Linked DNA regions of Homo sapiens: region 2 is linked to region 1. The links are chromatin loops, found by intact Hi-C in ENCODE. Cell type or tissue: psoas muscle. All regions are shown on one strand. Each heading gives the region's core, and the rest is flanking DNA. Links, peaks and the distances in the headings are about the cores only.

Region 1 (5,390 bases), core at 87-5,086:
CAGTATTAAAACACTGAAAAGTAGCAGATTTTTTTCTACCTAGAGTTTTCTGTTTATCCATCATGAGCCCAAATAAAGTCACAATTGTATGTTACCTGCTTTACAAAGAAGCCATTTATGTTTAATTGACTGTTCATTTTGCTTTCTTGTCTGCTGGGATGACAACCGTGAAATTCAGTCTGGTAGTTTTTATGAGTTGGACATGAACCTATTAGAAATGATTTAAAGTATAAAATCATTTCTCACAGGCTTTCAAAACATAAACCTGTGATCAGAAACCTGGAATCTAGAAATTTATTCAGGACTTGCAGAATTTGTAGCATATCTACATTATTGGAGATCTATTGAAAGGGCAAGAAAAAGATGATTGCCTGTTAGTATCAACAGTTATGGTACAGACAACTATGAGAGAAACCTTTTAGATTTGGCAGCTGTATCATTAATAATGTGTCATTGGCTATTCTAATATTACAGTAATCTAAAATGGCATATTAATCCAGCCTTTAACAAATTGGTTTACCAGATCATTAGGGATGCAGAAATTTTAGTTGACTGTGAAATTTATATGAGTCATACTCATTTACTTTATTCTTTTTAAGTGAAAACTGCCCTTACAGAAAAGAAAATGAGTTTATAAAGATTTCTCACAGAGTTCAGTGGAAAACGGTTTTACTGTAAGAGAGAGTTTAATGAAGAAGAATCAAAGCTTATTAAATTTTTCTTAGAATCATTTTATTTTGGATAAGCCCTGGGCAAGTGGGCCAGTGCTTACTTTCATGGCTATGTTTAATTCCTAGAAACATTTTAAAATTACTGCCTTACTAATATTGTTTCTGTCATAAGAAAGAAAAATAATTTTTAGACCAAAGCTTTGGTAGTATACTTGATAACCTTTGTAATCTTTTTTTTTTCAAACTGTTTCCTTTGGGCTAAATCAGCATGCAGCCGTCTAACACAAATCATTACAAACCCCCTTTTCTGAGATTTTACTAATCGCTATGAACTAAGCAAGAAATTAAAGTCGGTTGCTTTAGCTACTGCAAATTGCACATCATCCTGTAGTTTAGAATTATTATTGACAACTAGAGGTTCTTTCTTTCTTCACTGAACAGTTTGGAGACTCCCAGCAACTGCGACTGGTCCGGATCCTGCGGAGTACTGTGATGGTTCGTGTTGGAGGTGGATGGATGGCACTTGATGAGTTCTTAGTGAAAAATGATCCTTGCAGGGGTAAGGAGATGCTTATCATGATAACATCATGAAAGTATTTCAATTTTATATTATATCCAGCACCAAAACATACTGGGCATAATTTTGGTCATTTATTCCAATAGTGAATGTTTCACATTGGTCTGTCAGCCTAAAGTTCCCAAAGAACCTGTGGCAGTCATGTAAACCATATTCTTCTCATTTTTTTCTTTCTTTTTTTTTTTTTTTTTTACTTTTTCTGGATAAATATGGTGGGCGGGAAATACTAGAATCCATTTTCTTTAGGAGACTTTTACATCTACGATTTTCCAAACAATTATACCAACCAAGGAAAGGATTTTGTCTGTTATGACATAGCAAAGTAAGAGAAAAGAAAATTGAGGTGATGAAGACCGAAAATACTGGATAATAAAAGTTTAAAGGTCAAAGTTTTTATGAAATGAAGAGCAGGTGAGGAAAGCCATAATTAAAAAATTTTTAAATAATAATCCAATGCTAACTTGACTCTTTGAAGTTGCAGATTAGAACATTAAAAATATAAACATATAATACTATAGCTCTCTACATATCTTCCAGCCCAAGTCCTAAGTTAGCTTTTAATTTTTCTGTTTTGAGATCCTTCTGTCAATTTTTAAGTTCTCAACCAATTTACGTTACACGTGGTCATTTGATTGCAATTTCTAATTAGGTACCAATTACTCAGTAGGCCCATTTTTCTTCCCCCCCAAGAAAAAAACAATAAAATTGTTATAATTTTCTTTTACCTGTGAGCTCACTGTAATCCTTTTTAGCAAACAACAAATGTTCACGTCAGTGCTGTCTCCTTCAGCTACCAAGTGGGATCCCAGGTTTCCTCCTGTAGGGCCTCTTGGTTTTGGTGATGGTGTCACCATCTGGTACACATAGACATATCAGTCATCAGGCTTCTCCACCAAGGCCACCATGGATTGTTATACATGTTATACAGTAGCCCTGCTCTCTCCTGGCCAAAGACACACCTGCGAGAGAAGTAAAACAAGAACAAAAGCTCCTGTTTGTTTTATATTTTGAAAATAATGTAGCCTAAGGTAAAATGCAACTCCATTTATGAAGAAATCAGAATACATAGTGTTCTGTTGGGTTGCTTAGGAAGGTTAGCATGGCTGTGGCACAGTCTTCCAAATACATTTTTCTTATTGAGCCAATCCCTTGAGTGCTTCTTTTCCTGATGCAACTTTTCTTCTAAAATGTGTGCTAAAGGCCAGATGTGAGCACCCTTTGCATATTCAACTACTGTACTTTGTTTCTTCTTCTGCTAACAGTATTCTTTAATGTGATTGGTATCCTGTGTCATTTTTTCTAGTTCATCATCATGGGAGTAAAATGTTACGTTCGGAATCAAACTCTTCAATTACTACTACTCAGCCTACTATAGGTTGGCAACCTCTCTCTTTGCCTCTCCCCTCTTTCCTTTTCTCTTTCCTACTTTTCCATTCTTGCTTCAGTCATTTGTTTTAAAATAACATGCTTCATCCATCGCGTATGGCTTAACTCATATCCAGCTGAGCTGGTGCTTCCAAATTTAAATTCTGAAAATTTGATGACTTTGGTTGTGTTACACATGCAGGTGTTATAAGTGATCAAACACATGCTAACACGTTGCTCACCGGGTTCTTGTGGAGTGTTCTCCGTGTGCGTATGTGTTTGTATGAGTGCTGCATCACTGACTACCTCACAGATCCTTGGGTCTGGTGTTTGTTATTGCATGTTGGTAAAACAGTTTTTCAAGGCATAAAATAAAAATACTAGCTGCCTCATTTAAGTGAAAAATCCAGAAGTTTATATGTTGTCATCATGACTAACAAGCCATCAATCATTGTGTGTAATTATATTCTTTAATTTATCCCCATGTTGAAATACTGGCATTCTCTTTACCTCAATAGTACATGCAAAAGACACAGTCCCTGCCTTACTGGTCTGTCTTCTCAGTGTGATGAGAGGGTAATGAAACCATGTGGGCATCTGTAGCTGGTGGATTAATGATATTTTAGCATGAGCTTTCCATTTTCATGCTGACACTTTCTTTAATAGTGGTTATTCTTGCTGGTGTCTAGTGTTAGAATAAGCACACTTTATTTTTTCCTCCCCGAACTCACCTGTATCCAAAAGGAATGCATTGTAAAGGAATGCATTTAACTTTTTGTTATGCTGAGTTGGAGTTGGCATGGCAAAAAGATGTTCTTGAAATTCTCAACGTGATCTCTGGTGCCAGGTGGCCGTTCTTCCCATTAACGATTGAGCGCCTCTTCTTTTCCGTCTTTTCTTTGTGTGCATTGTTGTGTGTGTATAACCCAGCCAAAGGAAGGACAAACATGGAACTGCGTGAGAAGTTCATTTTAGCAGATGGTGCCAGCCAGGGTATGGCTGCTTTCCGACCCCGAGGCCGAAGATCCCGGCCATCATCACGAGGCGCTTCACCCAACAGATCCACTTCTGTGTCCAGTCAGGCTGCGCAGGCGGCCTCCCCACAGGTCCCTGCCACCACCACACCCAAGGTAAGACTCAGGATGAAGACTTTTCCTCCACCTTTGCAATCAATGTCCCAAGTAGACTTTTGAATGTTCTATTTAGGGCCCTAGAATTTGTAGGACCAGCTATCTCCATTTGTGCACCTTCTCATACTGTGGGAAATACAGGAATTTTTTTTTGAATGTATGCTTTTGCCTAGTGGCCCACATAGAGATGATCTATTTAGGAAGCCTTTGTGATCTTCCAGATTGATTTTTCTTTTTAAAGCTTCATTCATTTTTTTGGTGTGTATGATTTGCCATTGGATCTTTTCACTTATTTTAAATTATTATTCTTACTGTGAAATGTGACTCTTTGCTATGAATATCTCTTTCTGTGGCTTTGTTTTTTTTATCTGCTATCCTTTTCATTTGATTTGCCATTGTTCCATACAGATTCTCCATCCTTTAACACGCAATTATGGTAAACCATGGTTGACAAACAGCAAAATGTCAACTCCTTGTAAAGCAGCAGAGTGCTCAGACTTTCCCGTGCCATCTGCAGAGGTATTGTAAGGCCCCAGAGTCCAGTCTTAACATTCTCCTTTAACTGAAGCTATCACTCACTAACATCGTTGCACCACTCCCTAAATATATGTACTTTGCTAACCCTATGTCTTTTTATACACTTCTATAAGATAAGTATCAACCGAGCAGTTCTTGGAAGATGTGAGAGTAAGGGGTTAACAGAAAAGATAGTCTGCAGCTCTTTAAACAGTGTCAATTTGACCCAGTCACTCCTGCAGACTACCTCCTTTTTGTTCTCATTCGTACTTAGTTCCACTGTTATCTCTTGGGAGAGTAACATAGAGTAGGTTATAGCCAGACTTAAGTAAAATTTCTTTTAAAGCTACTAAATATACTAGATATAATATGGGCAAGAAGTGCAACACATTCCCTTCAAATGGGAGTAAAAGGCAGTATGATTTGCAAGAGCATCACTGAAAAGAATGTTTACTGAATGTTCACTGTGGGCATGGTCCTTCTGGATGTCTGTTACATTTATACCTGCCCCAAAACTTTGGGCAGGTGTGACATAAGCTCTCAGTATCAGTGCAGGGGGGTCAGAGGGGTAGGCTTAGGTATGCAGAAAGTTATTTGTCATTTTCAACAGGTAATAAATGTATGGGTTTTTTTTAAAGATTTTAATAACTAATTTAAGCATGCTCTAACTTTTTAATACGGCATGATATATGGGGAGAAGATATTTAGGTGATATAAAATTTGCCAAGATGAACTCATGTATCAGGTCATTTACATTCAATTGAAAATCAGCTGTATATCTTTTTAAGAAATTTCACTGTGAAACAACAGACATAGGTACAAAATAATCAGATATTTTATTAGAATCCCAATAATTAGTGGGGAAAAATCCCTAAATACCTTTTCTTGAAATTGAAGAAGGTATTTCACCTTAATGATAAAGGACGTAACTTAAAGGCCAGGATCCTCAAATAAAAGTAATATAATAACTTTTAAAAGCCCTCTTATGCTTTTCAAAACACTTTCTTGTCTGTTACTTAATCCTCACATTAATAATAAGTGACAGGCAGAGAAAAAATGTGTTACCTTCATGACTCCATGGCAATCTCATTGCTGAGAAGTGGGAGAATTGGAACAAAAACAACCCATTCT
Region 2 (5,390 bases), core at 181-5,180, 51 kb before region 1:
AGTTGAAGTGATGGGTGAAATGATTAAAAGATGGTACCTGGCTGTTGGCTTTCATAACTGTTAGATTTGGACAGTACTCCTAAGGTGCAAATTATTAAGACTGCCTGAAAAGAAGGCAATAGTGCTAGCTGTCCTAAAATCATTAATGCAGTGCTATAAATCCAGCATGTTTTAAGAGCTTGTGTTTAATTACTCTGTGGAAAGTTCTCCTTTCTTTAAAATTTAGTCATTATCACGAATTATTTTAGGATGCCATGAGGAGACAAGCTCGGATTTTCCACTTGTGTAATAAGGATATTTCAAAGAACTGTAGATAGGTATTTTCTGGCATCAGGAACGGGAACGTGCTGACCTAATTATTTATCTTTTGTTTAGTTTGACCAAGCAGCTGATGCTGAGTTATCCTGGATTACTGAAACAGAAAAAAAATTGATGTCTCTGGGTGACATCAGGCTTGAGCAAGACCAGACTTCTGCTCAGCTTCAAGTTCAAAAGGTGAAGAAATACATTTCCAATTGCCATATGAATTATTTGCTGGTGTGCTCCAACTCTATAAAATGTGCTTGTATGATTTACTTTTTAAGACCCCTCTAGTGTAACGTGATATTTTTAACTACTTAGCCTAATTGTTTTCATTTTAGTCATACAATTTCTTGTTTTATTTTTTGTCTTTATTTTGGTAAATCACAGACATTCACCATGGAGATTTTGAGACACAAGGATATTATTGATGACCTTGTTAAATCTGGGCATAAAATCATGACCGCATGCAGTGAAGAGGAAAAGCAATCAATGAAGGTATAATCTTGTCTGTGGACTGGTAGTGGGACTCTTGAAAAAACAGCAGGTGTTGAGCTTTCAGTCCTAGAAAAACACTTCTCCGTTATCCACAGCTGCCATTTAAGCAGCAAAAATAATTAGTTTAAATAAGGCATTTTTCAAGTTTATAGAATAACAGTGAAAGGAATATTTCTTAAGAGAATCACTATGAGGACAATCTTTTTGAATAGGCACAAAGGCTATTAAGGTTTGAGACCTTGGTTAACTGGCACGCATTAAGCATTCAGTTAATGTTAGCTGTATTATTACCATTATTATCAGTATAAATTATTGTTTTTTATATGTATCAACTATTGTTTATGTGCTTCAGAGACATTTGGGCCTCTTAATAAAAACCAAAATATGTGGCTCTCTCTAATGCTGAAATCCATTTTGTATAAAGTTACAGTAAGCTATATAGGGAAAATATGATCTGAGTAATTAAGGAAGCATTCAGCTTGTGTAGTTTTAATTATCCTTTAATTTGGCAGAAAACCAGCCACAAATAAAAATGTTCAATTCATATTCAGACATCTAAGCAGCCTGAAGAAATTGATGCATATTCATGCTTCTGGTAGGAAAGATATCCCATGCATGGCAAAAAAAATAGGAATCTCTATGCCTAAAATCATATTTTAAAGAGTATGCATTGCTTTTAAGGTAGACCACAGATAAAATAATAGGATGCACAATGTAATGATATGCACTCTTTTATTTATTTATACTCTACAATGGCAATTTGCTTGTTTATAATTGAATATTATTTTTATAAAGACTCTGATGTGAAAAATACAGATTGTTATGAAATAATTTCTTTGTTATTCTGTGGTTTATTGAGTTATGATTGTGCTTTATCTTCTTCTGCTATTAGTTTTTGCTATGAGTTTATACCATAATCTAGATCACTGTGACTACCCCATTAAATCCGTGTATAGCACAATGGCAAATGTTCTGCTTTGATTCCTCTTTCTCTTTCTCCTTCTCTTTCTCTTTCTCTTTCTTTCTCTTTCTCTTTCTCTCTTTCTCTTTCTCTCTCTCTCTCTCCCTCTCTCTCTTTCTATATATATATACACACACACATATATATACACATATACACATATATATGTGTGTGTGTATATATATAATTAAATTTTGTTAACTAAAAATTTTGACAATTTCATTTGCAAAAAGTGGTCTTTATTTTTTTTCTGCAAAATATATGTTGCCAGAATCATATGGGACTTGTTTTCTAATCTTGAAGCCATTGTAAGAATGACTGGAGAATTGTGTGTATTGTTTTTGGAGATCTCAGTGTCTTATTCATAAAAACTTGAGGCACTTTAATTTAAAGTGAACTTTTGTACGTATAAACCATTAAAATCTGAATAGCTTTTACTGATGTATTCATTTAACATATATTTGTCAAACGCCCACTCTGTCCAGGTGTACTGTGCTGGACAGAGCACTCTGGAGTGTGTGTGCTCGTTGGCCTGACCAGTTAAACATTTCATCCTTTTATTTTCTAGAAAAAACTGGACAAGGTACTGAAGAACTATGATACCATCTGCCAGATTAATTCAGAAAGGTATCTGCAGCTGGAACGGGCACAGTCCCTGGTTAACCAATTCTGGGAAACATATGAAGAACTTTGGCCATGGCTGACAGAAACACAATCAATCATCTCTCAGCTTCCCGCCCCAGCCCTTGAATATGAAACTCTAAGGCAGCAGCAGGAAGAACATCGGGTAAGCCTGGTGTGAAAGAGAATATTGTATTCCCCATTAAAAGAGAATCATGATTTTTATGGTGGTTTTTAGTACAGTTAAACACTTACATGATTAAGGCATTTTAGAATACCGTGTTCTGGTCTGTGTAATTTGCTTACCTCATAATTGCTTCTTATACAGGGTTATAGTGAGAAGACTCATGTGGATATACTTGTTGTATATGTCATTAATTACATCACAACTTTTATAAAATATGCAGTATAAATCATCTAGATAGAAAAAATTCCCATTTAAAAATGTTATAGGATTAAGCTTTTGAAGTGCTTTCAATTTACACACATTGAATTGTTTTAAATTTATACATTTAGAATGTAAATGCAGAGTGGAAATATATGGGAGAACCATTATACAGACAAGGCCATTGAGTTTGGAGAAAATGTGTAATATAATGAATGTGTCAAAATAGCAATATTATGAAAGCTATGAAAAGGAAAAATGATGAAGTATAAAGACAGATTATTTTGTTCACCTTAGGTACATGGAACTCCTTTGAAGTTCTTGTTCCTGTAAGTGTAAATGGGTAAAGTAGGAGGAGCACATTTACAACTACAGTTACATCACATTTTAAACATGTATGAAATGGCACATAAAGCCCTCTTTTCAGCAGTCACTTAATTGTTAATATGGCTTAAAATTTTGTAAGGGTTTATGTGAGAGAGCATTCCAGACTGTCAGAAAAAAACTAGATTTCTTGCTATTTATGGACTTGTGAACCTAGTTGCTCTTCCAGATCTGTACAGAATGTACTCTGAGACTAATCATGGTGTGCATGTGTGTGTGTATGCGCATGAGGGGGTGTGTGTGTGTGTGTGTGTGTGTGTGTGTGTGTATACGCCTGTGCCCAAGAGAGAAGGAGGGAGAGAGGGAGAGAGAGAAAGGGAGGGAAAAGTTCAATTCAGGGTTTATTACATCATTGTTTGGAATATGTGACATCTTGTTAATCTTGTTTGTTTACCTTTTTAATGAATTGGCATTGAAGACTATACTGAAGTATTTATTTAAAAGAGAGTTTTAGAGACCACACTTTAACTTTATTTAATATAGAACAGGAATCTTATGGAGTTCTATCTAAATGATTCAGCAGGAGAAAGACAAGTATGTAGAATTCAATTTTTGTATAAAGATTTATTTGTGGCAGAAATCTGATATCTACTTACTGAATTATTTTAAATGAAAAATGTTTCATGGATTTCTATGCTGAGGTGATTTGAATAGCCACATTTTTAGCATAGCATCAAATAGTATGGAAAGGCTCATTATTGAGCTGAAATTTTAAAAATTGAGTTTTTTTGCCTTTTTGCATAATCTTTAAGCTCTCAAAACAAATTTGTGATTGTCTGTATAAAGGGAGGTACAAAACTTTGTAGCCACATCTTCAAATTGTTTAAACTAAAAGCTTTGCTGTTGCAGAATATTTGTAGCCTCCTAGGATGGCATTTCTTTTCCAGCTCTACAGCATCTTCTCCATGTATTTTGGGGGAAAATCTAGTTCATTCTAGCCAGGAATGAAAAATGGCTCCAAGGGCCATGTTACCACATGATAGATATCAAGTCACACCAGATAGCTCCAGCATGACTGGACTCCTATGACAGCATGTGCCAAGAATCATTTTGTCACATATAAGGCAAAAGGCATCTCCTTTTGGGCCCTTTTCTGATACACACACATACCTGAGTAGATGGCTGGTAGGTGTTCTCTTGCCTGTCATGGAATGGTTTAAGAAGGGTTTAAAAAAGGCTCCTCGGCCAGGCACAGTGGCTCATGCCTGTAATCCCAGCACTTTGGGAGGCCGAGGCAGGTGGATCACCTGAGGTCGGGAGTTTGAGACCAGCCTGACCAACATGGAGAAACCCTGCCTCTACTAAAAATACAAAATTAGTCAGATGTGGTGACTCACGCCTGTAATCCCAGCAGTTTGGGAGGCCGAGGCAGGTGGACCACCTGAGGTCAGGAATTCGAGACCAGCCTGACCAACATGGAGAAACCCCATCTCTACTAAAAATACAAAATCAGTTGGGCATGGTGGTGCATACCTATAATCCCAGCTACTTGGCATGCTGAGGCAGGAGAATCACTTGAACCTGGGAGGCGGAGGTTGTGGTGAGCCAAGATCGTGCCACGGCACTCCAGCCTGGGCAACAAGAGCAAAACTCTGTCTTAAAAAAAAAAAAAAAGGCTCCTCTCACTACTTGCCAAGCCAAGTTGCCTTATAGTGATGCTATACAGGTGAGATCTACCTAGACCCAAAGGAACTCCAGAAATATCAGCAGAGATGTAGCATTTTATTTGAGAGTCTCTTGATAACTCTTGAGTGAAAGCTTGTTTTCCAAGCATTCCTGAAAGAACATTGACAGGAGAACGTATGTAACATCTTCAGTTTTCCTTTTCCATGAGATTATCTATAGCTGATATACCATCACCACCTCCATTCGGTAAAGCAGCATGAAGATACCTAATTATGCCAAATAAAAATAAAAACTTGGCCTGGGACGCCCAGGAGCTAGATTGCAAACATGGCCCTCCCACATTCTTATGTGCAGCATGCTATATTAGACTCTTCCTTCTTTTAAAATTGAATTCATCTTTATTTAGCCCTTTCTAAAACTATTTTGAGGCAGTCTTTTGAAAACCTTCAAAAACATTTTATTACATTGGTGATAGTTAATGATGTAATTCCTCAACAGGTTCTCAAAATAATGCTCATAATTGATTTTAGTAGACACTTTCAATAAAAATCTAGGTATGTGGCCATCCTGGTGACTGATAGAAATTAGAGTTTGCAGGAAAAGATTGGTAGCTTA

The links. Hi-C counts contacts between places; a loop is a spot of excess contacts. Peaks named below come from ENCODE experiments on the same cell type or tissue, not always from the same donor. Only the 100,000 strongest peaks of a DNase experiment are listed, where the experiment ranks them.
Region 2: it touches region 1 in a loop (1.8-fold over the local background); 4 of 110 quality-filtered maps call a loop at or near these places.

The regions. Positions count from the first base shown.
Region 1 is chr6:56,461,918-56,467,307 of GRCh38, reverse strand. It overlaps DST (dystonin), which reads left to right. Exons shown (of 104, transcript NM_001374736.1): 99 at 1,113-1,230; 100 at 2,552-2,623; 101 at 3,544-3,743; 102 at 4,152-4,262. Among named protein-coding and RNA genes, the nearest start is that of COL21A1, 220 kb to the right of the region's middle. In psoas muscle, for the core only: no CTCF peak of the experiment used is centred there; no DNase peak of the experiment used is centred there.
Region 2 is chr6:56,512,606-56,517,995 of GRCh38, reverse strand. DST (dystonin) reads left to right here. Exons shown (of 104, transcript NM_001374736.1): 70 at 376-495; 71 at 691-798; 72 at 2,328-2,546. Among named protein-coding and RNA genes, the nearest start is that of COL21A1, 270 kb to the right of the region's middle. In psoas muscle, for the core only: no CTCF peak of the experiment used is centred there; no DNase peak of the experiment used is centred there; H3K27ac peaks cover 1,146 bases.